Linked DNA regions of Homo sapiens: region 2 is linked to region 1. A link is a loop called in an ENCODE intact Hi-C map of the cell type or tissue named here. Cell type or tissue: B cell. All regions are shown on one strand. Links, peaks and the distances in the headings refer to the core of each region. The heading gives the core; the rest is flanking DNA. Region 1 has its middle 16 kb from the start of PSMB9. Region 2 holds the start of HLA-DOB (major histocompatibility complex, class II, DO beta).

The links. Peaks named below come from ENCODE experiments on the same cell type or tissue, not always from the same donor. Only the 100,000 strongest peaks of a DNase experiment are listed, where the experiment ranks them.
Region 2: it touches region 1 in a loop (4-fold over the local background); 51 of 110 quality-filtered maps call a loop at or near these places.

Annotation. Positions count from the first base shown.
Region 1 is chr6:32,862,754-32,876,984 of GRCh38, forward strand. It overlaps the pseudogene PPP1R2P1. Among named protein-coding and RNA genes, the nearest start is that of PSMB9, 16 kb to the left of the region's middle. In B cell, for the core only: CTCF peaks have their summits at 5,629 (motif pointing left) and 5,833; DNase peaks (open chromatin) are centred at 4,498 and 5,618; H3K4me3 peaks cover 884 bases; H3K27ac peaks cover 3,080 bases.
Region 2 is chr6:32,806,618-32,822,757 of GRCh38, forward strand. It overlaps HLA-DOB (major histocompatibility complex, class II, DO beta), which reads right to left and starts at 10,385. Exons shown (of 6, transcript NM_002120.4): 1 at 10,244-10,385; 2 at 8,427-8,696; 3 at 7,703-7,984; 4 at 7,106-7,216; 5 at 6,823-6,854; 6 at 6,146-6,634. The coding sequence starts at 10,334. The coding sequence ends at 6,599. It also overlaps a transcript of TAP2 not described here. In B cell, for the core only: no CTCF peak of the experiment used is centred there; DNase peaks (open chromatin) are centred at 8,579, 9,554 and 10,454; H3K4me3 peaks cover 3,554 bases; H3K27ac peaks cover 7,036 bases.

The DNA of each region.
Region 1 (14,231 bases), core at 910-8,909:
AAGAAAAAGAAAGAAAGAAACTATATTCTGCAACCATACTGTAATAAAATTAGAACTTGATAACTAAAATATACTTAAAATTGTAAGTGAACAAATATATTTATCAGTAACATGGATTTAAAAGGCAGTCGTGGATGGGAGCATCGCTGGAGTCCAGAAGATGGAGGCTGCAGTGAGGCATGATTGCGTCACTGCACTCCAGCCTCAGCAATAGAGTGGGACCCTGTGTCAAATAAATAAACAGCAGTTATAAAGAAAATTAACTCTTTTAGAACCAGGTGTTAAAAATGTTACACATAAAATATACATATAAAATAATATTATAATTTCAAATACATTTATTAGAACAAGAAAAGTTAAAATAAAGGACCTAGAAATTCTACTCAAAAATTTGGAAAAAGAGAAGTTGAGCAAACCTAAAGAAATACGAAGAAAAGGAGTTATAAAGATAAGAATAGAAAGCAATGAAACAGAAATAGAGAACAAAAAACTAGGTAGTGAAAATTAACATACTTTTGATTCCAAAAGCTGCTTACTTAAAAATATTTGTAAGATATTCAGAGTTACAACAAGGCCGATTATGGATAAAGGGAGAAAAAATGAATAAACAAATACATAATGAAAAAGGGGGAACAGCTACAGATATGACACAGATATAAAGCATAGAGTGTTATGAACAAGTATATGCTAATAAATTTGAAAACCTAGGTGAGATAAGCAAATTCCTAGAAACATTTAATCTATCAAAATTAGCACAAAAAGAAATACAAAACTTGACTATACCAATGAGTATTAAAGCAATTTTTAAAGTTATCAATGGCATCTAATAAAAAAATATATTTTTGAAAATGCCCAGATGGTTTCACAGATGAGTTCTATCAAACATTCAAGGAACATGAAACTTCTATATTATATACTTTTTCCAGAAAACAGAAAAAAACTAAACCTGATTAGCTAATTTTATCAGCCGAGTGTAATCTTGACTCCAAATTGAGTTGTGGAAAACTCAAGGAAAAAAAAATAATAGACCCATTTCACCTTGAACACAGATGGGAGAAAAAAATAATTATTTATGAACCGAATTCAACAATATTACAAATAATAATACTGGGAGGCCGAGGTGGGAGGATCGCCTGAGGCCAGGAGTTCAAGACCAGCATTGTCAACATACTGAGATCCTGTGAGATCCTGTCTCTACAAAAAATTAAAAAATTAGCCAGGTGTGATGGTGAGCACCTGTAGTCTCAGCTACTAGGGAGGCTGAGGCAGGAAGATCATTTGAGCCCAGGAGTTTGAGGCTGCAGTAAGCTATGATTGCACCACTGCATTTCGGCCTGTGCAACAGAGCAAGGCCCTGTCTCTAAAAATATGTATAATAATAACAATAATAATAATGATTATGCTAATAATGATACATCAAGATCAAATAGGGAATCCTTGGAATACTAGGGTGGTTCAATATAATAAAACATATTGTTGCTATAATTTACCATATTCATAGAAAAGTCATTTCCTTTGCTCAGTCTATTAATAAAAGACATTTGGTAAAGTATATCCATTTGTGATTTTTGAAAAACAGTTAAGGAAGCAGGAATCAAAACTTTCCTATTTTGGCAAAGGTTATAATCCAAAAAATCTGTAACCACTAGTATACATAACGGAAAAACCTTGGGTATCCAAGACAAGAATGTTCACTATAATTACTAGCTTATCATAGCACTAAAGCCTATGGGCAACATAACAAGACCCCATTTACCAAAAATAAATTTAAAACATTTTAATTAGCTGGCATGGTGGCATGCACCTGTAGTCCTACCTACTTGGGAGGCCAAGGCAGGAAGATTGCTTGAGCCCAGGAGTTTGAGCTTACTGTGAGCTGTGATCACACCACTGCACTCCAGCCTGGGTGACAAAGGAAGACCGTATTTCTAAAAAATAAAAAATACAAATACAACTACAAACTAGCACTAGACCAACAGTGACTATGTACCATGAACTGAGGAATATTATTAATTCCACCATTTGCATCTGAGGTTAACAATATGTCAATGACTTAAATAACATCATATCTCTGAGAGTAATTTCTCCTATATTTCCATGACAAATGTTAGATAATTTTCCATTTTTTCCATTCAATAAAATAAACAGGAAATATAATTAAAGAGTTCAATTGAGGATTGGGATTTAGAAAGGAAGGCAGGAATTAAGAATAATCCTTAGTTCTCTTCCTAATTTGCACCTCTCTCACTGATACACATGTATTATTTTCTTTTTATGTCTTTTAGAATCTAATAAACATGTTTTATATTATATAACAAACTAGAATATATGGATTATCTTTGGTCTTCCTTACCAAGTTCTTAACTCTGCTGGCTCTGGGGCACTGGACATACCATGTAAGAAGAAAAATGTTTTAACTCCATTGAACTTATTCAGAAGCATCGGAAATTGGTTCAGCAATATTCAACTTTGCCCAGCAATGTTTATGAAAGTTTCATATATAGTATAGTATAAGTATGTGTAATACAGAATTTATGTTCTCAAAAATGAAGAGATAAAGTATGGAGATTCTAAACTCTGTTGACATAGAAGAGGGTGGATTTCTCGAAGAAACAGCCTTCTATAGAAAGTGGCTTGTATGAGTCGGGATTCTCCAGAGAAGCAGAACCAATAGGATGTTGGCAGAGAGAGATTTATTTTAAGTAATTGGCTCATACTACTGTGGGAGCTGGCACGGTCGAAATCTGCAGGTAGGCTGGAGACCCAGGAAGAGCTGATGTTGCGGCTTGAGTCTGAAGGTGGTCCAGAGGCAGAATTCCCTCTTCCTTGGAGGACCTCAGTCTTTGCCCCTAAGACCTTCAACTGATTGGAAGGGCCACTTACATTATGGAGGGTAATCTGCTTTACCCAAAATCTATTGATTTAAATGTAAATCTCATCTAAAAAATACCTTCACTGCAATATCTAGACTGGTATTCAAATGTCTAGAAACCATAGCCTAGCCAAGTTAACACATAAAATTAACTATCACTTGGCTCAAGGTGAAACTTCCAGATCAATGTGGCAGGAGTGTTGAGGAAGGAAGTGAACTCGGTTCTAACCAAGTAGGACAGCCGAATCATCACTGAAGTGTGGCACTGGCCTTTCGCCAAGGTAACATGTGGCAAGGTTTTAGGTTAGGATAGGTACCAGGCAAAAGCTGGGTGACTCGATGGAGGCTTTTGTGCCAACCTTCAGAGACTGGCTGCGTCAGACTGCCCTCAAGAGCATACAAAGGAAAAAAAGACAAATTAAAAGCCTTTAATCCAAACTCAAGACATGAATGAAAAACTGTAAATGCCTCTATAGCAGTTTTAAAGGCTATCTTTTCTCCTGCAACCCAGCACAGATATGGCTGAGGGTCAAGCCCGGGGGCTTATGATAAAGGTTATGAAGTTGTAGAAATGTTTGTTGCATCATCCAACAGCAGCTGTTGTGATAAGGCAAGACCCCTGGTTGGGATAGACCGGACCCTGAGATATGAAATAGGGACATATGAGCAGACACAGAGAAGTCTGAGTGAGAACTATGAATCACCGCACCCCCTGAGGGTCCTTGCTGGAAGAAGCAGACTCACCGTATTAGTTACCTATTGCCATGTAATGAATGACACCCGCTTAAAATAACAGACATTTACTATAAGGTGTTACTGGGACAATAGGGGATTTTTTAATATGGATTGTGTGTTTGATAATATGGTATCAATTTTAAGTATCTTGGGGGTGATGACAGTATTAGGGTTTTGCAGGAGAAATGTCCTTATTCTTAAATTATACATGACAAAATATTTAGGGGTCAAGTGGCATAATTTCCACAGATTACTCTCAAATTGTTTAACAAAATGGTTCTTCAACAGTAAATGGATAAACAAAACGTAGTCTATTCGTGCAACACAGTACTATGTAAACAATGAAACTTCATCAACTACTGAAAATGTAACAACATGGACGAATCTCATAGAAACAATATTAAGTGAAGAAGCCAGACTTGCAGAAATACATACTGTATGTTTCCATTATCTATTGCTGGGCAGCACACCAACTCCAAACTTAATGGCTTAAAACAAAAATAATCATTTTATTATCTCTCATGAATCTGTGAATTACTGGACTTTAAGAGCCACTGATGTAGTCCATGAACCAAAACACATATTCACGGCAGCCACTCCACCCAGCACCTCACACCTGTGATGTTTACTGGCTGCCCATGGGATTTGAACACCTTTAGAGTACTGTGAAATTTCCCCTACCTTTTGAGTCCTGCCTCCCTAAAGTGGAAACCAGAAAGCTCACTTCCCCTAGCCTTCTTTGAAGCTAGAGCACCTAAGTTCCACCAATTAAATTCATCCACCTAAGACTTCAGTTACAAAGGGGCCACAGGAGGAACCAGGGTGTGGGGGTTGCAGAGCACCTTTTACTGTATTTATTTCTCTGGCAAAGGTGACAGAAGAAGCAACTGTCTTTTGGGGAAGCGGTGGGTTTTTTCCTTTTTTTTTTTTTTTTTTAAGTGAAGTTCCTGAAACAGAAGTGGTTTAGGAGGTGTCTTCAGTGGTGGCTGCAGCAACCTCCAGGTCCTAACAACAGAACCAACAGCAGCGTCTAGAAGCCATGGGGCAGCAGCAGTGGTGTGGCTCATCAGACCTGCTCTCTGCGTGGTCTGACCCTGTACATACATGTGCCTCTCATCCGTAGTTCCAGCATTTCCTCTCTAAAGTCTAGTTCTGAGAGAAATTTCTTTGGTAGACTTTTCAAAGTTTTATCAAACTCAAAGAGGGAACCAGCAAGAATACAAGAGCCTTGATCCAAAGAGTATTTGAAAAACAGAGCTGTATCTCTCTGTGAGGAAATAATTTCTAGGCTAGAGATTCAAAATGGCTAACGTGCTAGAGGGCAATAAAATCATAACCTTGGTGTTATCTTCTTTACCGGAGAAAAAGAGAAAGCCAGCATCCCTTATCAGCTCTCTGCTGATTAACCTCTAATCGCACAGGGCTGGCCGGGTTCGTCTTAGGCAAATTACAATCCCTGAAACACTCTGGTTTTGATCAGGCAGAATTATGAGCAAAGGTTCAAGTGTGATATAAAATAATCAAGCACGTACAATTTTGCCTTATTTATAATTTTGAAACACTTTTCCTACACAATTTCTGACCTTAAGGGGCAGAATTAACCAAATAAAACTTTTCAGAAATGCTCTAATTCAGTTCCACTCATTTTATCGTCTCTATTTGGCCTGTTTTAGGGCTAAACCCAGAAGCAAAATCTTCTTCAAAATGAATGTATTGACAGTCACCATGCCAGACTTGGAGTACGAACAAGAGCATCCTTTTACCCTTACTGAAACCTATGTGGTCACTAAAACATATATCAATAATATTTTTAACCTGGACAAAATTAATCTAGAAAATTGAGCTACTGTTTTTTATTTGTCAGCTTTTACCACATTGTGGGTTTGAGACACAGGTAGTTCTTTTGATAGTACAGCGTTAATTTAAAATATAAAAATCATGCCAAACACATCTAATTACTTTTAGCTTCCTTCACAGTAGGCGGAGGAAGGTGAAAAATTAAGCCTTTTGCGCCACCTAGTGGCCAAATGGGTAGTGGCTGTCTAGTGAGAAAAAACAAAGATTTGGGGGCGTGAAAAATAGCTTGACAGTGTTAGTATTCTGAATTCAGGGTATGAGGTTGGAAGAAGGCAACAACAAAAAAGAATTTTCAGAGAAACTGGTCACTTAAGTGCATAGGTACCTGAGAGTGAGCAATTGTTATAACTTTGATATCTCAATAACCAGAGTGACAATAAAACATTTGAAAATAAACATAAAGAAGGTAACAATTATAAGAAACTTTAGGTGTTTCAGAAGCAAATGGTTTTTTGTTGTTGTTTGTTTTTAAAATAATTTAAAAACTTGATGCTATCAGCACAAAGCACTAAAAGTTATCAAGGTATTAAGTGAGAGCATTCTGATAAGAAACCACCGCTAGCTGGGCAGATTATGCTAAAGGGAAAGAAAAAGTTTTTTCTCTGTCTTAAGTGTAGAGTGTATATTCCAAGATCAATTTTAAATTACAAATCCTCTCCTTTTTTGCTTATTAATTCGAATTCATCATTACGTGTGTGTTTTACAGAAATACATATATAGTTGAATGACAATTTTGTTTAAAACTTTCCACTTTAGTTTTAAAACGTAGTTAATCTTATCAATACAATACATGAATGTATATCCACACTAAGTTTACCACCTTAATTTGAGTTTTGCAAAAATTAAATATGGACAAAGGTATATATATAGAAAGCCACTTAGTGACCCAATAATCTTTCTCTCTATGATACACTTAAGAATTTTTTAGACAATAAAAAGTCACTTATTAACTAGCTCAGTGAAAATTAGTCCAAAGTAACAAAATCATTTGAGGCTGCAAAACAACAATATCACTATTGATATTAGGAGTTTTTCAAAGAGGTAAAATTCTAAAATTTTTACATAGAGTGCAAGCTAAGTAGCTAAGTCAAATGACTTGCAATATTTTTCTGAAATTCACAAGAGCCAATAGTTTAAAAAAAGCATCTCATAACATTTAATTAAAAATATACATTTTCATTTAAGTTTGCTTCCCACAAACCACTGACACACTCATTGACACAGTGAATGAGTCTAGTGACAAGAAACAAATCCTTTTTGTTAGGTCACTTCTAACACTCTGCCTCCAACAAAATAAAGAGGACCTATTCAAGCTGTCAGCTATTATATCATTTAAAGTAATTTTGGGAAGGAGGCCAGGCAGGAGGATCGCTTGAGGCCAGGAGTTCAAGACCAGCCCTGGGCAACATAATGAGACCCTGTCTCTATGAATAATAATAATAAAATTAGTCAGGCATAGTTCGATGTGTCATAGTCCTAGATACTCTGAAGGCTGAGGCAGGAGGATCACTTGAGCCCAGGAGTTCGAGGTTACAGTGAGCTATGATCGCACCACTACACTCCATCTTGGGTAATGGGGCCAGCCAAACACCACAGAAAAAACTGCGACTCCACCCCCACCAGCTAAGGTCAAATGAGGAGCCTAGACTTTCACCCTCACCAGGCTGTCATAAGGAACCCAACACTTCAACACACACATGCACACACACCAGGATGGTGTCAGAGAAAGTGAATAGGGAGTCAGGATGGTCATGCCCTCTTGGTGAAAATGTACTCCTTTCCCCAAGCCCCTGAAATGTCAATGGAAACCTAGACTTCCATTCCTCACCCAACAGTAATGAAGCATCTCTTCCCCTCTCCTCTAGGGTGATGTCAGACAATGCCTAATGGAGAGTCAGGATTTTCATCACCACCCAGAGTTAATCCAGCAACCACTCCCTGATACCTACCACTCACTCCTCCACTCCACTGTCCCATCTTGGTGTCAATAAAGGTCATGTGAGGGATAGTAAGTGGCACTCCTCTCCCAACCAACCAGGGAGGTATTAGTGGGCACCTAATAGGGAGCCAGAATTTCTGTCCCCACTCAGTAATAATGGGGACCTATCTGAGGTGTCAATGAAGGCAGAGTGAGAAGCCTGGACTCCTACCCCTACCTGGCGTCATGAAGCTCACCTGCCTACCTGCTGGAGAGGTGTTAAAAGAAGCCAGCTAAAACAGTTTAAATAAGACCAATAGCCTTATAACATAATGCCTGAAATGTCCAAGTTTCAATTGGAAATTATTTGTCATATCAGGAACCAGGAATATCTCAAATTGAATTTTTAAAAGACAATAAAATAGATGCCAAAACGGAAAGAAAAGCCTGATGAAGATTTTAAAGCCACCATTATTAAAATGCTTTGATGAGCAATTAACACTTAAAAGAATGAAAAAAATAGGATGTCCAGTTCAGTGGTTTAAAAAAAGAAAGAAGAAGAAAAGAGCAGAAAAGAAAAAAATAGGATGTTTCAGCATAAAAATAGGATATATACGGAAGAAAACGTGGAAATTTTAGAACTGAAAAGTGCAATAGCCAAAATAAAAAGCCCAGTAAATAAGCTCAGCAGCAGAAGGAGAGAACAGAGGAAAGAATTAGCTACCTTGAAGACACAGCAATAGCAATCACTTAATCTGAACAAAAGAAAGAAAGAAAATACACTGGAAAAAATGGACAAAGCCTCAGGGACCCATGGGGCTATAACAAAAGATTTAATGTTCATGTACTCAGAGTCCCAAAATGAGAGGAAAAAGAGAGTGAAGCTGAAAAAAATTATCAAATAAATATGGTTGAAAACTTCCCAAATTTGGCAGAAGACATAAACCTAGTGATTTAAGAAGGTGAGTGAACCCCAAATAGGACAAACCCAAAGAAAGCCACACCAAAATCATAGTAATTAACTAAAAATTAAAGATAAAAAGAATCTTGAAAGCAGTGAGATAAATGACATCTAACAGGTGAAAAAAATGACAGAGCAAAATTTTCATCAGAAACTGTGTAAGCCCGAAGGAGGTCACCACCTTTTTCCAGTGCTGAAAGGAAAAAAAAATATCAACTTAGAACACTATATCAGCAAAAATATCCAGGGAAATTAAGACATACAGAGATGAGGGAAAACTAACAGAATTTGTCACTAACAGGTCTACCCTAAAAAAACAAAAAGTTAAATTGAGGACAGTTGGAACATCAGGAAGGAAGAAAGAACATGGCAAGAAAAAATATGGGTTAAAAAATGGACTTTACTTCTTCTCTTGAGTTATTTAAATTATAGGATTGAAGAAAAACGTATAATACTGTATCATATGGTTATAAATGTATATAGAGAAAATATTACAGGCAATTATAAATGAGGGAGGGTAAACAAAGAGAGAAGAAATTTCTACACATCACTCAGACTGGTAATTAATGACAATAAATAAGTTACATAAATATAATGTAATACCTAGAACAACCACTAAAAGAGCTATCCAAAGAGGTACACACACATACACACACACAGCTATAGATAAATTAAAATGGAATTTTAAAATTATTTAGGAAGCAATGAAAAAGAAAACAAAGAAATGAAAAACAGAGAGAACAAACAGAAAACAGAAAATAAAATGTCAGACTTAAGCCTGGACATAACAATATTATAGGAAATATAAATCGCCTAAATACATCAATTTTAAGAGACAGAGCTTGGCAGAATAGATTTAAAAATATGACTCTGTCAGGTGCGGTGGCTCACGCCTGTAATCCCAACACTTTGGGAGGCCAAGGCAGGTGGATCACAAGGTCAGGAGATGACCATCCTGGCTAACATGGTGAAACTCCATCTTTACTAAAGGTACAAAAATTAGCCAGCTGTGGTGGCACAAGCCTGTAGCCCCAGCTACTCGGGAGGCTGAAGCAGGAGAATCTCTTGAACCCGGGAGGTGGAGGTTGCAGTGAGCTGAGATCACACCACTTCACACCGCTGCACTCCAGCCTGGGCAACAGAGCGAGACTCCGTCTCAAAAAAAAAAAAAAAAAGACTCAATTATTTGCTGTTTATGATAAACTCACTTCAAATATAATGATATAGGCGGTTTATAAGTTAAAGGATAGAAAAACATATATCAGACAAAAAATAATAAAGGGAGGCTATATTAATATCAAATAAACTTAGAACAAAGAAAATTACTAGAAATGGATAGGAACACTATGTAATAATAAAAGGGTAAATCTACCAAAAAGACATAGCAATCTTAAATATGTATGCACCAAACAACAGGGCTGCAAATTATGTAAAGCAAAAACTGATAGAACTGAAAAGAAAATAGGCAAGTCAACAATGATAGTTGAAGACTTCAATAGTTTTCTCTCAACAATTGATTAAACAAATAGACAAAAATTGAGAAAAAACATAGAAGAATAAACAACATCAAACCATAAGATCTAATCAACATTTATAGAACACACCACCCAACAACAGAAGATACATTATTTTCTTTTTCGTTGCTTTTAGTAGATTCCACGAGATTTTCCTTTTTCTTTTTTCTTTTTTTTCCTTTTATTTTAAGTTCAGGGGTACATGTGCAGGTCTGTTACATAGGTAAACAGTGTCATGGAGGTTTGTTGTACAGATTATTTCATCATCCAGGAATTAAGTCTAGTACCCATTAGTTATTTTTCCTGACCCTCTGCCTCCTCCCAACCTCCACCCTCCAATAGGCCCCAGTATGTGTTTTTCCTCTTTGTGTCCATGTGTCCATCATTTAGCCCCCACTTATGAGAACATGCAGTATTTGGTTTTCTGTACCTGCAATAGTTTGCTAAGGATAATGGCCTCCAGCTCCATCCATGTCCCTGCAAAAGACGTGATCTCATTATTTTTATGGCTGCATAGTATTCCATGGCAGAATACACTTTTTTTTTTTTTTTTTTTGAGATGGAGTTTCACTCTTATTGCCCACACTGGAGTACAATGGCACAATCTCGGCTCATTGCAACCTCTGCCTCCCAGGTTCAAGCAATTCTCCTGCCTCAGCCTCCTGAGTAGCTGAGATTACAGGCACACACCACCATGCCTGGCTAATTTTTTATTTATTTATTTATTTATTTATTTATTTATTTATTTTTTGTATAGATGAGGTTTCACCATGTTGATCAGGCTGGTCTCAAACTCCTGACCTCAGGTGATCCACCCACCTCAGCCTCCCAAAGTGCTGGGATTGCAGGCATGAGCCACTGCACCCAGCCAGAATAACATTTTTTTAAGTGCCCACAGAATATATGCCAAGATAGACCATATCTAAGACAATAAAAGACCAACAAATTTTTTAAATAAAATCATAAAGAAAGTGTTCTCCTACCACAATGGAACCAAACCAGAAATCAACAACAGGAAAATATCTAAACATTTGGAGACAAAACAACACACTTAGAAATACATGGGTCAAGGAGGAAGTCTCAAGGAAATTTTTTAAAAATACACACAATAAACACAACTAAACAAAAATGAAAATATGCCATATCAGAATTTGTGGGATACAGTTATAGTAGTTATAAGAGGTAAATTTAAGTTCCAGGATACATGTACAGGATGTGCAGGTTTGTTACATAGGTAAACATGTGCCATGGTGGTTTGCTGCACATATCAACCCATCACCTAGGTATTAAGACAAGCATGCATTAGCTATTTTTCCTGATGCTCTCCCTCCCTCCAACCTCGCCCCAGACAGACCCCAGTGTGTGTTTTTCCCCTCCCTGTGTCCTTGTGTTCTCATTGTTCAGCTCCCACTTATAAGTGAGAACATGTGGTGTTTGGTTTTCTGTTCCTGCATTAGTTTGATGAGGATAATGGCTTCCAGCTTCATCCATGTCTCTGCAAATAACAGGATCTCATTCCTTTTTATGGCTGTATAGTATTCCATGGTGCATATGTACATTTTCCTTATCCAGTCTGTCATTGATGGGCAGTTGGGTTGATTCCATGTCTTTGCTATTGTGAATAGTACTGCAATGAACATACAAGTGCATGTATCTTTATAATAGAATGATTTGTATTCCTTTGGGTATATACTCAGTAATGGGATTGCTGGGTCAAATGGTATTTCTGGTTCTAGATCTTTGAGGAATTGCCACACTGTCTTCCACAATGGTTGAACTAATTTACATTCCATCAACAATGTAAAAGCATTTCTATTTCTCCACAACCTTGTCAGCATCTGTTGTTTCTTGAGTTTTAATAATCACCATTCTGACTGGCGTGAGATGGCATTTCATTGTGGTTTTGATTTGCATTTGAGAAGTAAATTTAAAGCACTAACTGCATACATTGGAAAAGAGGAAAAGTCTCAAACCAATAATCTAAACTCTCACCTCAAGAATCTAGTAAAAGAATAACAAAATAAAAAGCAAGCAGAACAATGAAACTGAAAACAGAAAAACAAAAGCAAAAAAAAATCAATGAAGCAAAGAGCTGGCTCTTTGAAAGATTAATAAAATTGGCAAACCACTAGCAAGACTCAGAAAAAAAGACGACAGAAGATAGAAGCTACCAACATCAGAAATGAAATGGGATATCATCAAAGATTCTACAGACATCAAAAGGATAACAAAAGAATACTATGAACAATTCTACACACATAAATTTGACACTTAAATTAAATGGATCATTTTCTCAAAAAATATAAAGTGCCACAACTCACTAAATATAAAATAATTCAAAAATGTCTACACCTATTGAGGAAATTGAATTCATAATTTAAAAACTCACAAAAGGAAATATTTAGGAACAAATAGTTTCAATGAAGAATTCTACCAAAGATTTAAAGAAGAATTAACACCAATTAATCTCTTCCAGAAAATAGAAGCAGAGGAAGCATTTCCCAGTTTATTTTATAAAGCTAGAATTACCTCAATACCAAAACCAAACAATGACAATGGGAAGAAAAGAAAACTGTAGACTAATATTCCTCATGATGCAGCAATCTTTAACAAAATATTAGCAAGTGGAATTTACCAACATATAAAAAGAATTATATACAATGACCACGTGAGAGTTATCCCAGGGATGCAAAGCTGGTTGGATATTCACAATTAATTAATGTAATCCATCATATTATAGGCTGAAGAGGAAAATTTACTTGTTCATATCAATTGATGAAGAAAAAGTATTTAACCCACTTTAACACCCATTCATTATTTTTTTTTAATCTCAGAAATATAGGAGTAGAGGAGATCTTTCTTTACTTGATAAAGATCGTCTACAAAAATCCTATGGTGAACATACTTGATTCTGAAAGACTGAATAGTTTCTACCTAAAATCAGGAACAAGGCAAGAATGTCCACTCTCACCACTCTTATTCACAGTGTTGGAAGTTCTAGACAGTGCAATAGGCATGAAAAAGGAGATTAAAGGCATACAGATTGTGAAGTAAGAAATAAACAGCTCCCATTTGTAAGTGACATGATTGTCTATGTAGAAAATCACAAGGAAGCTACAGAAAAACTTCTAGATATGTGATTTCAGCAAATTAACAGAATACAGGATAAACCAGTATCAATTGTATTTCTACATACTCACAATGAACAAATGATACATATATATATATTTTTTTTTTTTCTTTTTTTTTTTTTTTTTTTGAGACGGAGTCTCACTCTGTCGCCCAGGCTGGAGTGCAGTGGCACGATCTCGGCTCACCACAAGCTCCGCCTCCGGGGTTCACGCCATTCTCCTGCCTCCGGAGTAGCTGGGACTACAGACGCCTACCACCATGCCCGGCTAATTTTTTGTATTTTTAGTAGAGACGGGGTTTCACCGTGTTAGCCAGGATGGTCTCGATCTCCTGACCTTGTGATCCGCCCACCTTGGCCTCCCAAAGTGCTGGGATTACAGGCGTGAGCCACCGCGCCTGGCCCAAAAATATAAATATATTATTTACAATTACTCAAATACATGAAACACTTATGTGTAAATCTAACAAAACATGCAAGACTTGCAAGCTAAAAACTATGTAATGCTGGTGAACGATATCAAAGAAGATCTATTCAGTCTCTATCTATGTGGAGAGAAATACTGTTCATGGATTGGAAGATTCAATATAGTAAATATGTCAATTCTCCCCAAACCAATATACAAGTTTAACACAATTCCAATCAAAATCTTTGCAAGATTTGTTAATTATAGGTAGGATTACTCTAAAATTTACATGGAAAGGCAAAGGGACTAGAATATCTAAAATATTCTTTTTTCATATTATTATATTTTATTGTAGTATGTGTAGTGTATACTAACTTAAAGGGAAAAAATGTAAACAAAATGAAAGACATGGGGAAAATGGCATCTTGCTTTAATCTTCAACTTAAAGTTACCCTTAACAATTCATTTATACCATTATGCCAAATTGTAGTCATCCCTGCAGAATTTTAGACAAATGAAAATGGACAAGGTAACACCAAAGAGATTAAGCACAGAAAGTGATATTGATTAAAAAGTTGAAAGTAAAATCTACCTTGGCTGGAACTGAACATTCAGATCCATCTCTAGAGGAAAATCTAACATGAATCATATGGTTCCTATTTTGACTAGTTCATAGCATATCAATTAGCAACTTATGACTTGAAAATACTTTTTCTCAGCTGCATTTGACTACCTAAAATCCTACCGAGCACGCTGTTTGGCATGTCTTACTCCTCTGAAATCATCATCTACTTTCTAAAAACCAGAAAATTAGTTTGCTTGTGATTTAAAATTCAAA
Region 2 (16,140 bases), core at 6,191-14,190, 51 kb before region 1:
GTAGCTCAATGATCTTCATTTCTATCCTTATTCTGAATTACATATCTGTCATTTCAGCCATCTCAGCCCAGTTCAGAATCCTTGCTCGAGAGGTGATGTGGTCGTTTGGAGAACAGAAGACACTCTGGCTTTTTGAGTTGTCAAGGTTCTTGCCTGATTCTTTCTCATCTTTGTGGGCTTATTTTCCTTTAATCTTTGAGACTGCTGACCTTTGGACAGCAAAGATCATCCAACCTTTTTTATTTATCCTATTTATCCTATTTGATGACTTTGAGGGTTTGATTGTGGTATAAGGTGGATTCAGCCAACTGACTTCATTTCTGGACAATTTTATTTGGCCAGTATTCCACTCCCAACTCCTGGACTGCATGCTGTAATTCTTTGGGACTTGTACGGGGCCCTGACTTTGTTCTCTGTTTCCTCAGAATTAGGAATCCGCTGTGATGGGCGGGGGGTGGGGGAGGTGGCAGGAGTGGTGCAGTCCGAAGTGCTCCCAGACCACTGGTCACTACACTCCAATGAGTGGTGTCAGCCAAAGTGTTTCATAGTACAGTGACAGGAGGATCTGTCCTTGTTTGAGTGTACCAGCAGCAGTGGTAGTTGAAGCTGCAGCAGAGTACTAGCAGGTGCCGGGGTGCCCACCTCCCTGCAGGCATCCACCACAGTGGCAGAGGCAATGCAACTGCAGGAAAGGAAGGGGGTCCCCTGCTGGCAACTGTGTGTGTGGTCACACAGGAAGTGGTGTTGGCTTAGGGGCAAGGCATTGGCAGGTGCAGGTCTGCGTGCCTTTTCTGTGCAGGAGTGGTCACTCAGGGTGGGGGAGGATCAGCTGTTCTCTGCACAGTGTTAGCACAGGGTGGGATGATGGAGGGAGTGGGGCTGGCTGGCTCTGTGCCCACCAAGGCTCTGTCTGCAATGGCTGTCAGGAGGGAATTGGTGGGGGGTGAATTACACTCCTATATGCTGGTGAGGCAAGGAAAACAAAACCCACCCAGCAGACATGTACCAGCAAAATGATGTGGGGAGTTGCTGTGGGCCCAGAGGAAGCTGCAGTGTGGGGAGGGAGCATGCAGGCTGGTGCCTGGTCATAGGGGCCTCCTCGTTGGAGCTCTCCACTTACTGGTCAGTCATGGTCTGCCAGTGTAGAAGCTATGGTGCAGGCCCACAGAGCACCTGAGGCTGCTTTGCAAGCAGATGTGGCCAGGCCAGGGCCCCAGGAGAGGCCAGAAGACCAACGGTTGCTCAGGTAGAACCAGACTCATCTGATGGGCAAGACCACCCTACAGATTTCAGGACCAACAGTTTCCCTAGGGCTAATGTCTCCTATGGGAGTAAGTTGAGCCTAGGGAAATGGCCATCCCTGGCCATGCTCCACTGCAGATGCTCCTGCACTGAATCCTCTAGGCTCCACACCCGCTGGCTTGCCACCCCTACGGCTTCTCTAAGCAGCTCTTCCTGCCAACTCAAGTGTCCATGGTGGTCAATGGGTCTCCTCCTGCCATGGTTGCAGAGGTCATAGTGACAGTGGGTTGTTCCTTGCCAGTTCAACTCACCCATTTTCCTGGAGCCATTGGAGGACAGGAATGAGTCTGGATGTGCTGTAGCCCCATGTAGGGCTCCCAGCTTTCTCCCACTTCAGTCCAGCTTCTGTGTCTTCCCTCTGTCCACTCTAGGTGCCTTCTGTCTGAACATCTGTTAGGAGCACGCCAGTCATCTGGGTTCCTCATTGAGAACTGTTTCACCTGGCTGCATCTAGTCAGCGATCTTGCCCTCCCCCCAACCAAGATACATTCCAATAAAACTTGTGGATACTAAAGAAAAAGAAAATACCATCTGGATACTCAGCAAAAGTAGCAATGACTTATTAATAATTAGATTATCATCAGACTTTTTGATAGCAGTTATGTGAAAATGTAGTAACTTTTTAAGATACTCAAGAGCGGAAAATGGAACCAAGATTTTTATAGCCACAAAACTGACTTTCGACTATGAAGTGCAAGAACTTCCTGGTGTGGACTGTATATGCCGTCCCAAAATTCATATGATGAAATCGTAACGCCCAAGGTGACAGTACCAGGAGGTGACGCCTTTGGAAGGTGATTAGGTCATGAGGGTGCAGCCCTTATGAATGGCATTAGGGCCCTTATAAGGGAGATTCCAGATAGCTCCCTTTCCTTCTGCCACATGAGGTCTTAGTGAGAAGATGCTGCCAGCAGGCCTTCACCAGAACCCTACCAGGCTGACACACTGATCTCAGACCTCCAGCCTCCAGAACTGTGAAAAATACATTTCTGCTGTTTTTAAGCCATCCAGTCTCTGGTAGTTGGTTATAGCAGCTCATACAAACTAAGACACTTTCCTAAGTCTTCCTGAGGCACCTAGGAGAAATAGTTTCAAACAATCATGATGACTACATCAGTAGCTTATAATTCTTTTGATATCAGGATCCCTTTTTATTCATAAAATTGTTGAGAACACCAAGAAGCTTTAGTTTACATGGGTTATGTAAAGTGACATTTATATTAATTTATTTGTTATTAAATAACAATAACAAACCCATTACATGTTAACATAAACAACACACTTTTATGGAAAATAGCTGTCTTCTCCAGCACAAAAAAATAGTGAAAAAAAAGGAATTATTTTACATTTGTAAAAATCTCTTTAATGTCTGGCTTAATAAAGCTAGCTTGGTTATATATTCTTCTACATTCAAGCTGTAACAATATGTTGTTTTGGCTAAAGCACAAGAGGAAAATCTGGCCTCACTCTTATACACAGTTGGGAAAAGAAGGAAAGTTTCCATAACCATTTCAGCTATCGTAACTGTTCTTCCTTGATAAGACACCAAAACTCAAGAAATGGCAGATTCTTAAAGGTTAGTTGCAGTGTGGAATCTGAAACCTTATATATTAACTTTTCATATTCTGTTGTGTTAAAATTCACTAGTCTATCTTTAAATGGATCTTTATGCATGACTTTGCAATATCATGCATTGATTATTTGTAAATTATTGATTCATGGGTTTACGCAGATTTTTAAAATGTTGACATATTTTATTAAACAATATTTTTTAAGCCATATTTGTTAATATCACCACCAATCTCATCAGAAACATCTTTAAGTAGTGAGAAGCTGTGGCACACGTAAGTTTTCCAAAATTTTAATTTTCTCTTGAAATTCCAATTTCCACTGTCAATATTATTTTCTTTGATGGGATAGGCTCATTTTGTTTATTTTTGAGAAAATTTCTACCAAATACCCAAGTCTGAATAATCACAGTGTGCCTTTCAGTCATTCTTTCAAGGAAAATGATGACCCACTAAAAAAAAAATGTTTAACTTCACTCACAACTCATGCAATTACATAATGGCTTTTCCACAGGACAACTGCCTTTCCATCAGTATGCACCAGAAATGCTGCCTATGTTCTTACACTGACTATTAAACAGATGTGTGCTTGAGGTTTAAAATTTAGTAAACTAATGATTTTATTGCTTCATCAAGGTCACTGGCTTTTGCTTTTTTTTTTTTTTTTTTTTTTACTGTAAGCTTATGGCAGTGAAGAACATGACCTACCTGTACAGCTTGGTGTCACCACCTTGATTTGTGCTCAGGCACTAACAGTTTCACGTGACCACCATAGATTTCTGTACCAATATGTAAATAATACAGTGAAAAAGGCAAATAACATCTTAGTATTAGTACAAAAATAGCTTGACTTCATAGGCCCCTTGAAGGGTCCCAGGGACCCCCAGGAATCCATGGACCACACCTTGAAAACCACCACATGACAGGGATATCAACATAAGGAATGATGGTGAGCATTAAACATATCTCTACTCACAGAACTAAGACTAACAAGGGAGCAAGTAGTCTATGCAATGGTACAGGATCAACTAATATAGACATAGTTCAACTAGAAAGCGGGGGAGAACATAGGTAAAAAGGGAGAACACAGGTAATAGGGAGAATGTAGGTAAAAAGAATTTCAACCGTTTTCAGTAGCCATTTTGGTGGTTGTGTATGAGTGTTATTATCCTTAGACTGCTGTCTATGTTAACTCAGGAAAAGCAAATAAGTATGGACATTCTAATTGTGTCTGTCCCTGTGTCCTTGAAAACCAGAGTTCTTGGTATAAAAGAAAGGAGATGCAGAAGTAATATAGAGAAGACTGATTTTTTTTTAAGATGGAGTATTGCTCTGTCACCAGGCCGCAGTGCAGTGGTACAATCTTGGCTCACTGTAACCTCCACCTCCCAAGTTCAAGCGCTTCTCTTGCCTCAGCCTCCCGAGTAGCTGGGACTACAGGCGCGTGCCACCACACCCAGCTAATTTTTGTATTTTTAGTAGAGACGGGGTTTCACCGTGTTGCCCAGGATGGTCTCAATCTCTTGACCTCGTGATTCGCCCGCCTCGGCCTCTCAAAGTGCTGGGATTACAGGCGTGAGCCACCGTGCCTGGATGACTGATTTTTTTAAATGTATACATGTATAAATGTTTTATTGCCATTGAACAGGCTGGACACAATGACCATTCCTATCTATTTAGGCTCCCCCACTGCCCCTCTCCCTGCTTTCTTTCCATGTCCTGACCGAAAAATCACAGAATGCCTCTGTGACCCAGCCAGCTGCAGGTTTTTCCCAGCAGGCTCGAACCCAAGCCAAGGCCTTGAACACTCCCAGGCACTGATAAACGTATCTAGGTTGTTTCTCTAAACACTGAAACTTTGTCCCAGCCCTGAGCCAGGTTCCTTAAACCTTCATATAAGCTCCATACCCTGACCCCCTCGCTGCAGACATACCTAGGCAGAACATCCCTTTTCTCTTGCTGTCTGCAAGGACTCCTGAAGCCCTCTGTAGGTAAATTCCCTAAACAAATGTTTTGGACTGATCACCCTGGCATTTAGTGCTTCTTTCTTTGAATCCTAACCCACACCATCTCAGAATGGTTTCAGGAACTTCCTTGTGGTAACTCCCTTGACGCCACTTTTGAGGTGACTCCAGCAGCGGGTTCAGTGGGACAAAACACCCTAACGCTGGATTATAGTCTTAAATGTCATTTCCCACTAAACTAAACCAGGGATTTCTGGAAAAATGGCTACCTCCAGGTCTGGCCAAGAAATGAACAAGATGAACCAGAAACATGTTGTCATCCCAGATAACAAAGAAATTATCAAAAGAAATTTGCGTCAAAAGAACTCAGTTTCATTTTTAGCCACTTGAAGAAGTTTTCACTCACCAAAAATGTAGGATATAAGCTTTAACAAGCATAAAAATTGCAATAGAGTAAAACCTATCAAACATTTAAATCCTTCTGTTTATAATTATTTAAAGAATGAAAAGTAAAACCTGATTGGCCATCTGTAGGTTTTATTAATAGTAGGAAACCAATTTGCTAACTTGAAAACTGGTAAATAAAAGGAGAGTCAAACACTGATCCTGCCTTTCCACTGTACCACTAAGTAGCCCACTAGTAAGTGGAGGGAAGTGTCTCTTCACTAGTAAATGAAGGGAACTGTCTCTTTGTAGCATTAATAAAGCATATAAATGAAGAAAAAATGACAGAATACCACCATTTAGCAATCCCCAATAAATTAACAGACCTAAGCAATTAGTATCAATGGTTGCTAACATCACAAAAAGAAACAGCTGGAAATTATGTCTCTCATGGTGAAAGGCCACAACACCACGTATAGATTTTCCAAAGGAAAAGATTGAACCAGAGTCTGATCCAGCCTCTGCATCCAGATGCCAATTTGCGGGAGGCACAGAAGGCAGAGGATGTGTTACACTGCACCATGTGTACGCAGCCAGCAAAATCCAGAGTGTGGGAAACTCTACAGGTCAAATGGATTGAGCTTTTCAACAGATTAATCATAAGGGGGAAAAAAAGGCTGATGGGGGAGAAACCAGTGAAGTATGAGAGACGTAAAAGACAACTAAGCTGTGGCGTCCAGGAACACATACCTGGGGGACTAGACTACAAAGACATGAAAGAGGTTACAATAAAATCAGGATATGGTCACTTTCGAGGGGAAGGAGAGGCTTTGATTGGCCTGACGTACAGAGACTTCCGCTGGAGCTGGCAAAGTCCTGTTCCTTGACTTGATTACAGGGGTTTTTCTTAAATAATTCACTAAAATGTACATTTTTTGTATCTCCATTTTATTTGACAATAAAAGGTTTTTAAAAACAGTGAAAAGGAAACAGTGACTACCTGAGCATTTGTCTTCTGAAGACTGTGGAGACTGCAGTTGGAAGACAGAAAGCTTTGGAGATCATGACTTATAGGAGTAGGGCTGGACCACAGAAAAGTAAATGATTTGGGGCTGGAAGGAGTAAGGTCTCAGGGGAGTTTCTGGACAATGCCCTTGGCAATGGGGATTAATGATGTACACGTAGAAGGGAGAAGGGCAGATGGGTGGGAGATGCATGATCTCAGAACACAGAGCTCCAGAATCAGTTCGGGCTCCTCCAAGGATCAGGGAAGAGAGTTATTCCCAGAACATTGACCTCATGAATGTCCTTTACCTCACCCAGGGCCCAGACTACTCATCACTACTTCAGGCTCCAGAGAGAGAAGCTTCAGTGAGGACCTTAGCATGACTGAGGGAGCAGAACAGCTCTTGAGACCTGGAGGCACAGTGATGAAGGTCTCAGGAGGCAGCCTCACCACCCCCCACAGCCGTTCCAGAGACTCAGGGGACAGTCCCATCCAGACAGCAGCAACCTTACTCCTCCCTACCCCCATGTCATCTCCCTCTGGCCAAAGAACCGGGAGAATGATCTGCCACTCAAAGACAAGGAAAAAGAGACATTACCTCATTACCAGACATCTGCGTCCTCACATATCCTGGAAAGAAATCGAGAAAAGAATGGATTGCCCCAATTAGGACCCAATATGATTATCCCGAGGGAAGAACAAATGGCTGGCAAGGTCAGCACTCTCTCTGCTTATCCCATTTCTAGCTTCAGAAAAAAATTATCCCGGTGATCCCTGAGAGGCACAATCAGCTTTCCTTGCCTCAGATCATTGACGTTAGGGAAGGTGGGAGTGGGGAAGGTCTGGGACAGGTGGCAGGGCACTCCTCACAGGCTCATTACCTTTCTGAGCCCTTAGCTGGATGACGATTCCCACCAGAAGGAAGATTAGCCCAAGTAGGAAGGCTGCAATGCCACTCAGCATCTTTCTCCAAGAATATTCAGACTGAGCTCCTATGGGAAACAGGTCTTTAAATTAGTAAAAATATCCCAATATTTAAAGCACTTTCTTGGAATCCCAGAATCTGTACTAGACACCAAATCCAATGCTAGCTAGAGAAAAATAAATAAATTTAGAAAAGGTTCTTCGAAACCAAAGTTGGCACCCATGGAGTTACCCCCCATCGGTTACAGATTCTCACAGCCCATAAGAATGCCTCCTAAATACTAAGACCAAAGAATTAGAGGACACCAGTTCATAGGGTTGGAAGCACATAATGAGGTGATTAGATCTCCTCATTTCTTGGAAGATATGAGGATAGATATCTGCCATGTTTTCTCCCACCCTAACCCAAGGACTCTGGTTTCTGTGACTGTCCCAGATCAAGGGAAAGAATAATTCATGTTGTGACCAAGATAAACGCAGAAGTGACACAGGCTCTGTATTGAGTCAGTATAGTCCTGAGTCAGGCCCAGAGAGTACTAGAAACTAATTCTCACTCCACTCCACAGAAACAGGGCTCAGCAGGCTGGAGTGATCGACAAGGCAGGTGTAGACATGTCCAAGTTCAGGAGTCATTTCTAGCATCACCACAGTCTGAAAGGTCCAGTCTCCATTCCTGATAGGGCCAGTGGACATGACCCCAGCTCTCTCCTCCTGCCCATTCAGGAACCACTTGATCTTGATATCCCCTGGATAGAAGCCTGTCACAGAGCAGTGCAGCAGATTATGCTGGTGCAGGAGTGGGGTCCTCTCTGGGTACACTGTCACCTCTGGTTGCACTAGGAAGGGAGGAAAAATGAGACACCGTGAAAGAAAACCACCAAGCTGGGACAGGAGATTCTTTAGGGACTATCACTATGTCTAATCTCTTTCCCAGATCACCCAAGTGAACACAAAGTATAGGCAAGTCTCAGCCCCCAAGATCAGTAACAGGGTATGTCAATGCCTGTCAGGAGGATTTAGACTTTCTGAGGTACTCCCACAATTACTGCTTCTCTTTGAGGGCACAATAGCCCTCGAAGTCCCTGAGAACCTTGGGGGTCTGAGACCAAGATCACAGTGGCTGACTTGTGAGGATAATATATCACAGCTGGGGCCAGAACATCTACACAGACAACCATTTATCCTAAAGCAGAAAATTGCTTGTAAGAAAGAAGAGCCATGGCCAGGTTCACATGGGGGACATTCCTGAGCCCCGCCAGACCTCAGCTTCCAGCTCACCTTTTCTCCCCACAGTGAAGGGTGCGCCCAGCCTGTAGTTGTGTCTACAGACCCCATCCACGGCCTGTCTGCTCCTCTCCAAGAGATCCAGCCGGCTGTTCCACTGCTCAGCATCTGGCTGCCCCAGCTTGGTCAATGCCACAAACATCCCCACATCACTGTCGAAACGTACATACTCCTCCAAGTTAAAGATGAATCTGACCACAAACTGCACCTTTTCTGTCCCGTTGGTGAAGTAACAGTCAGCCTTTGCCTGAATCACAAAATCTTCTGGAAAACCAAAACCAAAACCATGAACCAGCCCCCTCCTCTGGGAAAACCCATGCCTGGTAAATTACGTCAGACCACATGGATCTAAGAGGAGGCCTTTGACCTCAGTATGCTCAAAAAGCACAGTGTCAAGTGAGAAAAGAAACAGAATGGGATTCAACAGAGAATGACATTTATTAAATTTTAAAAACACATAAAGAGCAATAATGCTACATATTTCTAAAAGCCACTCTCATACTTAGAGACTTACCAGACACGTTTAGAATGGATTCTCTAGGGAGGGGAGAGAATGAGAACGGAGGCAAGAGAAGAGACGAGAGAGTCTTGCACTACTGCCAATAATTACAATGTGCTGTGAACTCATTGGGTAAAATTAAACCAATCCTATGCACTTAAGAACAACAACTACAATAAAAAGGAAATTCAAATGGAGTTAATAATGTAGGTAAGTCAGGAAGGACGTCCTGAAGACATTGCATCTAAGTCAAGACTTGAAAGATAATTGCTATTAATGTTGGGTTGTAATTTACTTTCCTTTCTAAGTTCAGAAGCCTCCTCCAACTCTGAACTGAGCCATAAGAATGACCTTCCTGGGTGAACCCCACTTATCCCTCACTCAGTAGCTAATTTCAGATGAAGTTCCAGCCTGTAATTTCTCAGCATGTATACTCTTCTCTATTTCCTCTAGTAGTCTAAACCAGGGGGGAAATCTGAATTTTTCATCATCATTTAACATCTGTGCTGATTTTTTTTTCAGTTGTATTGTTTAATGGACATTATAAACTCAGGGCGGTTTCTATTCTCTGAGAATAATGATCTCTCCTGGCCAGGTTTGTTCCTCTTTTGTATTTAATGAAACTAACATGCAAAGGGGATTCTGTTCTTAGCACATTACATCCTGTTTCTGCTCATTAATATGTGCTTTCATCTCACATTGCTTCATGGCTGCATATTCTGTCACCTGTGCTAGAAAAATAACAGTGACAAGTAACTTGTACCTGGTAGCCGGAGGACAAGGACAATGTATTCTATTCAACTTCTCTTACTTCTCAAAACTGTTTAGTACAATTCTGACAATATAATAGTGGCTTAATAAATGACAGAAGGAGCAACCTTTGTTTCCAGTTTCATTTGTCCACATATACCCCAACTGAGATTTGTTTCCGTGTCCTGACCAAAAAATCACAGATTGCCTCTGTGACCCAGCCTACTGCAGGTTGTTTCTCCCAGCAGGCTCGAACCCAAGCCAAGGCCTTCAACACGCCCAGGCACTGACTGAGGTTGATACACACAATAAGGATCCTAAACAAGACACAATGTTTCCCTCTTCCTGCCTCCCTACCCCTTGAATAGGTGGCTCTGGTATATGAAGTCCATCCCATGTAAAGAGGCAAGGCGTACCTTTCTGCCAAAGGGAAGAACACTGTTCTTTGAAACCAAAAGCCACTTCCAGTCTGGTCTGTGGCCTGGACTTACAAAGAAAGGCATCACTCCCCCATGCCAATTCTTGCATACACACTGGAAAAAAACAATTGCTCTGTTCTTACCTGGAGAGTCTGTGCCTTGAGTCATGGAGGAATCCAGTCGGGTCAGATTCACTAGCAGAGCCACCACCCAGGGGACCCACCCAGAACCCATTCTGGAGAAAGGAAAAAAATGAGATAGTAAAATCGTCAGCCTCTTCAGAATGAGCTCATAAAATTCAGTCAGAAAGTACCCATTAAGAGTATAAATCGCTGTTTTTCTGGCTTCCCCAGGATTGGAAACTCCTCAGATTGACAACCAATCAAGATAGAAGAGTTTTGCATCATCAGGTACTGGGTAGGATACTTTCACAAAGTTGTGTCATACAACTCAACCATTGTTTGCCTGCAGAATCACTGACAGTAATTTAGGTATACTAAAAATGGGCTGGGAGAAGAAGTAAAAATATATGTTTGACATATTATGGGGCCCTAGAAGAACTAGGCAGACTGTTTATTATGTATTCTTCTATTCCCTGGCCTGTTCTGACCAATAGGTCTCCCTTCTTATTGGGTGTTGACATTGCCGACAGGCAGTGTGTAAATTAAGAAGGAATTAAGAGTATGTAAATTAAGCATTCTGAAGCATATGCCTCAAGAAGATTTAGTAAAGGGATTATCAGAGAAGAAATAGAAGACATAGAGAACATTTGGAGAGTACGATTTCCTATAAGCCAAAATGACCACAAAAAAAGAAAAGAAAAGAAAACATGGAAAGAGAATTCTCAAAGAATAAAATTTTGCAAAAAGGCTCACCAGGATACAATCTAAGAGAGCATTATTGTGTTTTATGGTTAGTAGGGCACCAATAACCTTCAAGAGGACAGCAGAGTGTTAAAGGTAGAAGCCATATTTCAAAAGAATGAATTGGAAACAAGAAAACAAAGGCCGCAGATTAAAACAGTCTTTCAAGAATTTTGAAAGTGAAAACAAAGGAAAAAATGGGATACACTTTAGAAAAAAACAACACTAAGAAAAAATACTTTTCTTGGGTTTTTTAAATTGACACGTAATAATTGTACATATTTATGGGGTACAGCATGATGTTCCAACACACCTATACATTGTGTATTGATCAAATCAGGGTAATTAGTATGTGATATATATACATGATGGAATACTATTCCGCCATAAAAAAGCATGAAATCCTGTCATTTTCAACAACATGGGTGAACCTGGAGGGCTCTATGTTAAGTGAAATAAGCCAAGAACAGAAGGACTATATTACGTGATTTCACTCATATGTGGAATCTAAAAAAGTTGACCTCATCGAAGTAAAGAGTACGTTAGGAGTTACCAGAGGCTGGGGAGTCAGGGGTAGAAATGGGTAGAGGTTGGTAACAAGTACAAAGTTACAGTTAGACAGAAGGAATGAGTTCTGGTGTTTTGGGAAAAGAAACTTTTAAGACAGGAGAGACTTCAACAAGGTTGCAAGTGAAGTGCAAGGTATCTGTAGAAAGGAGAAACTGAAGAGAAAAAAGAGAAGAAAGGGGACATTTTCTCCAAAATGCTGTGGTCTGAATGTCACTCAAAATTCAAGTGTTGCAATTTAATCACCAATGTGATAGTATCAAAAGGTGGGCCCTTTAGGAGGTGATTAAGTCATGAATGCAGAGGCCTCCTGAATGGGATTAGAGACTTTAAAAAGGGCTAGAGAGAGCAGGGATGATGGCTCATGCCTGTAATCCCAGCACTTTGGGAGGCTGAGGAGGAAGATTGCTTGAGGCTAGGAGTTAGAGACCTGCCTGGAAAACATAGTGAGACCCCCATGTCCAAATAAAATTTAAAAAATTAAAGAAATAAACATGGTGGCATGCACCTGTGGTCTTAGTTACTTTGGAGGCTGAGGTGGGAAGACTACTTGAGCCCAGAAGTTCAAAGTTGCAGTGAACCATGAATGCACCACTGTACTCCAGCATGGGTAACAGAACGAGGCCCTGTCTCAATCAATCAATCAGTCAATCAATAAAAATAGAAGGGCTGGAGGCAATAGCTTGGCACTTTTGCCCTTCTGCCTTCCTCCTTGTGAGGACTGTTACACTGGAATGATTTGACTCAAGTGTTTAGTTAAGTATTCTTTCAGTAAAACCTAGACAGTAAAACACTATCTTTAAGCAAATAAAACCAAAAGTGCAAATTGTAATTCACCATCTATGTTATTATTATTTAAAGGGCAATGTTTACTCATCATTTCACATCATCTTTCAGCATGAAATGTGCCCCTGATTTGCCTATACTGTGCATGTTAAGAATGAACCCAGGGTATCATGGTAACCACAAGTTCACTTCAGTGACTTTTTTCAGGTCGATGGCCAAGGCATCAAATCTTCCAGGGCCATGACCTTGAACTTCTAGCTTCCAGAACTGTGAGAAATAAATTTCTGTTCTTCATAAATTACCCTATCTCGTGTATCTTGTTACACTAACACAAATGGACTAAGACAGAGAGCATAAGGCTTGGGGGAAGAAGGGTACACTTCTTCAGATAAAAGAATAAAGACAGGACGATTAGCAGGGGATAAAGGGGAATGAGGAAGTTCCATTTAGATGGTTGCAAGGGAGTCAGCTGAGAACAAGGCAAGATCTGTCAAAAAGGAGTTGGAAGAAAATATATTTGATAACTAAGAAGAGCAAGAAGTGGTCTGTAAGTGAGTTTTTAAAGTTTTAATTAAGCAGGATTCAGAAAAGAGAGGTGAGATGCAATTGTGCAACCTTTTACTGTTCTATGACCCTTAGTAAATGCCCTTGGTTAGAGGCCTGGATCAGACCAATCAGAAAAATAATTTCTTCTCCATGGGAGATTATAACAGGTAAAGAAAAAGAGAGCAAGACGTGGAAGACATCGCTAGTGTTCATCCTCTAATTCCTAGGCCCATGGAAAACGAGAAACTAGACTTCCTACTCTCCTGGAGCTGTGTGACTCGTTCTCACCAATGGAAAGTGAACAAAAGGTTCCTGGTCAAAGAATTTAACTCCTCGTGCATGACTCTTCTCCTCCTCCCCTACCAAGTCAACCAAGACAGCCTTGTGTTGAGATGGCACAATCCCAGTAGAAAAGCAGTCTAATTAGCTGAGTCACCATGAAGAGCAGCTGCCCCAGGGAATCACTCACACCTACAACACACTCTGTATGAATGAGAAACAACTGTTCTTTAAAGAAGGTACTGGCTTGGTTACCACAGCCTGGCCTGACTTGACTTAACTGCTACAGGACAGGAGCTAGGAGGCTGACCCCTCTCCCTCCACATCTCTCATGTAAATGTGACGATTCATGAAGTGGAAGGCTGGCCACAGGCTTACTGGTAGACCCCCGAGTACAAGGCATTTGACCCTGGTTTTGAGTACTCCTCCTCCAGGTGGATGGCTGTGGAGCTCACACTGGCGAGGGCTTGTGTGGAGCCGAGGATAAGGAGGCATCAGAGGGCACTCAAGCCACTGGGTCTAACTTCCTCCCTTCTTCCTGCCCACACCTACCTTAGTCTTTCCCAGATGTTTTATTGCATTTGGAAATGGAGACAAACACTCAACACAGGCTAAGTGAACAAGGACACGGCACGGAGATGATCAGATGCAGTAACAGCATGAGCGGGTGGAAGAGGCGTGTGTCCCCTTCTTTGTAGACAGCACCATGGCTGGCTTCTGCAGCTTCCCTCAGAGCTGAAGGAAGGGCCATGTGGAGAGGAGAGGAAGGGCCTAGACAATATGGATCAAACGGGGGCCTGTATTTAGATTTAGAGGAGAGAGGGGGTTGATAAATGGCAAGGGATGTGGGGATGGGGAGGAAGTGGAGGATATGGCGCTGGACCAGAAAGTTAGGAGGGCTGCTCTTTCTTCTCTGTAAATGTGTCTAAGGCTCACAAACTCTAAAATCTGACTTGCCTACATAATAATAGCTAATGTTTGTCAATTGCTTATTATGAGTTCATTTTCTAAGCATTATATAAATGTGTGCGTGTGTGTGTATGAGAGAGAGAGAAAGAGAGAGAATCATCACACAAAACCCTTTGCAGTAGATACTATCATGATCTCCCTTTTACAGATGAGGTAAGGATGGAATGAACCAAAGTTCACATAACTAGTAAGTCCCTAGGCTATACTTTTTCTGTCACACTGTATTTCTTGGGAAGCCAGGGAAACTTTATTCCTACAGCTTTAGCATTCCGGTAATGATAAGGTACACAAAAAGGGAAAATAACCAAGGAATTTCATCATAGCTGTTTGGTGTCAGGACAGATCTCTGTAAGGAAATCATATCCTACCTAACCAAAGGAAATCAGTGATCTCACATGACAAGCAAGGAATGGCATAGAGCCTGGCATGGGAACTAAGAAGAGAAAGCAATAAGCTTCAGTTAGCAAGCTATGGATCTCCTTAGATGGCCTCTGGTACATCTTAAATAAACTGAAGCATCAGATTCACCCCCATTAGAAGCGTTTTTGAGTCATTTTCTGTGCATAGTGTCAGTGTCTACGATAGAAGGGCCTGGGCTTATCAGAGACACTGTTCAGTTCTGGGGAGACAAGAGGAAAAAGATGTGGTTTTCTTCCTTTCTCCTGTATTTATGTTTTTGTCTTCTACTTGAACGAGCCTGAAAAATAGGGCAGGGTGTTTTGATCTTTTTTTCCTGCCTGACTTCAGCCAGCAGCCCTCCCTAAATAGCTACAGGCTCCTCTGTGATTTTTCACTCAAGCTCATATTTTGCTTCTCTCTTTTCTTTCCTTCCCCTTTCTCTGAGGAGTGAGAGAATTTGGGTGTATGTGTGGTTGTTTTTTGAGGGTGGCATAAAATTATTATTCTCCCTATTGCCTGACACAAATATCCCTTCAACTGCTATTTTGGTGACTTTGACATGGAAGTAAAACGTACATCTCAATTCATTTTCTTCCTTCTACTTCCTCCTAACACATCAACATAATCCACACTGCCCTGGAGGAGTTATGAAAAATATTCTGAGTTTCTAGGTAGAATATTAAATCATACTTTTAGAGAACACATTGTTGAGCTACAGTTTAATTGAAGGAATTGTACTAGGCTAAGAATTTTGCCAGCTCAAAATACTGGTTTAATTCTTTCTCAGTGGTGATTGACGTCTCAAACCAGCAAGAGGTGTAACATGAGGGGAAGGGGCTGGGGAAGAGGGAAAGGATGTAAGAAACAAAAGAAATAGTTAGAATTTGGGGTGTCCAAAGCAAACTCATGATCCCACCTAGTGAGAATCCATTTGGAAACTGAGGAACCAAAGGCTTTGGGCTCCAATCTGCAGCCACTTCTTTGATACGACTTTGGGATAGGTGGACTCACCCGAAGTATTGTTTTACATGTACTATTTGCCTCAATTTCCCTGTGATGGTTTTGTCCATCACCTCATCCTGAAAAAATAAATGTTGGTGATGCTTTGTTCCACATATTCGTTCATTTGAACTCATTATTCCCAGGAAATATCCATTGAAATTCAAAATATCATGAACTTCCAAAGGGTTTTCTAGAAAAAAAAAACAAAAAAAACCCCTTGATCTTAATGGGTGTTTTTTAATCTGTGCTAGAATCTGTTTGCAATGTTTTATTTAGGATTTTTGTGTCAGTATAATAAGTAAATTCATCTACAATTTTTATATTTGTGCATTGTCATAGTTTAACATCAATATTATACTTGCTTCATAAAAAAATTTTCTTCTATGCCATTGAGCCATTTAATTTTTGTTTGTTTGTTTGTTTGTTTTAGAGACAAGGCCTCACTCTGTTGCCCAGGCTGGAGTGCAGTGGCACAATCATAGCTCACTGCAGCCTTGAACTGGGCCCAAGCGATCCTCCCACCTCAGCCAAGTAGTTGAAACCACAGGCACGAGCCACCACATCTGGCTAATTTTTGTATTTTTTGTAGAGACGGGTTTTCGCTGTTGCCCACACTGGTCTTGAGCTCC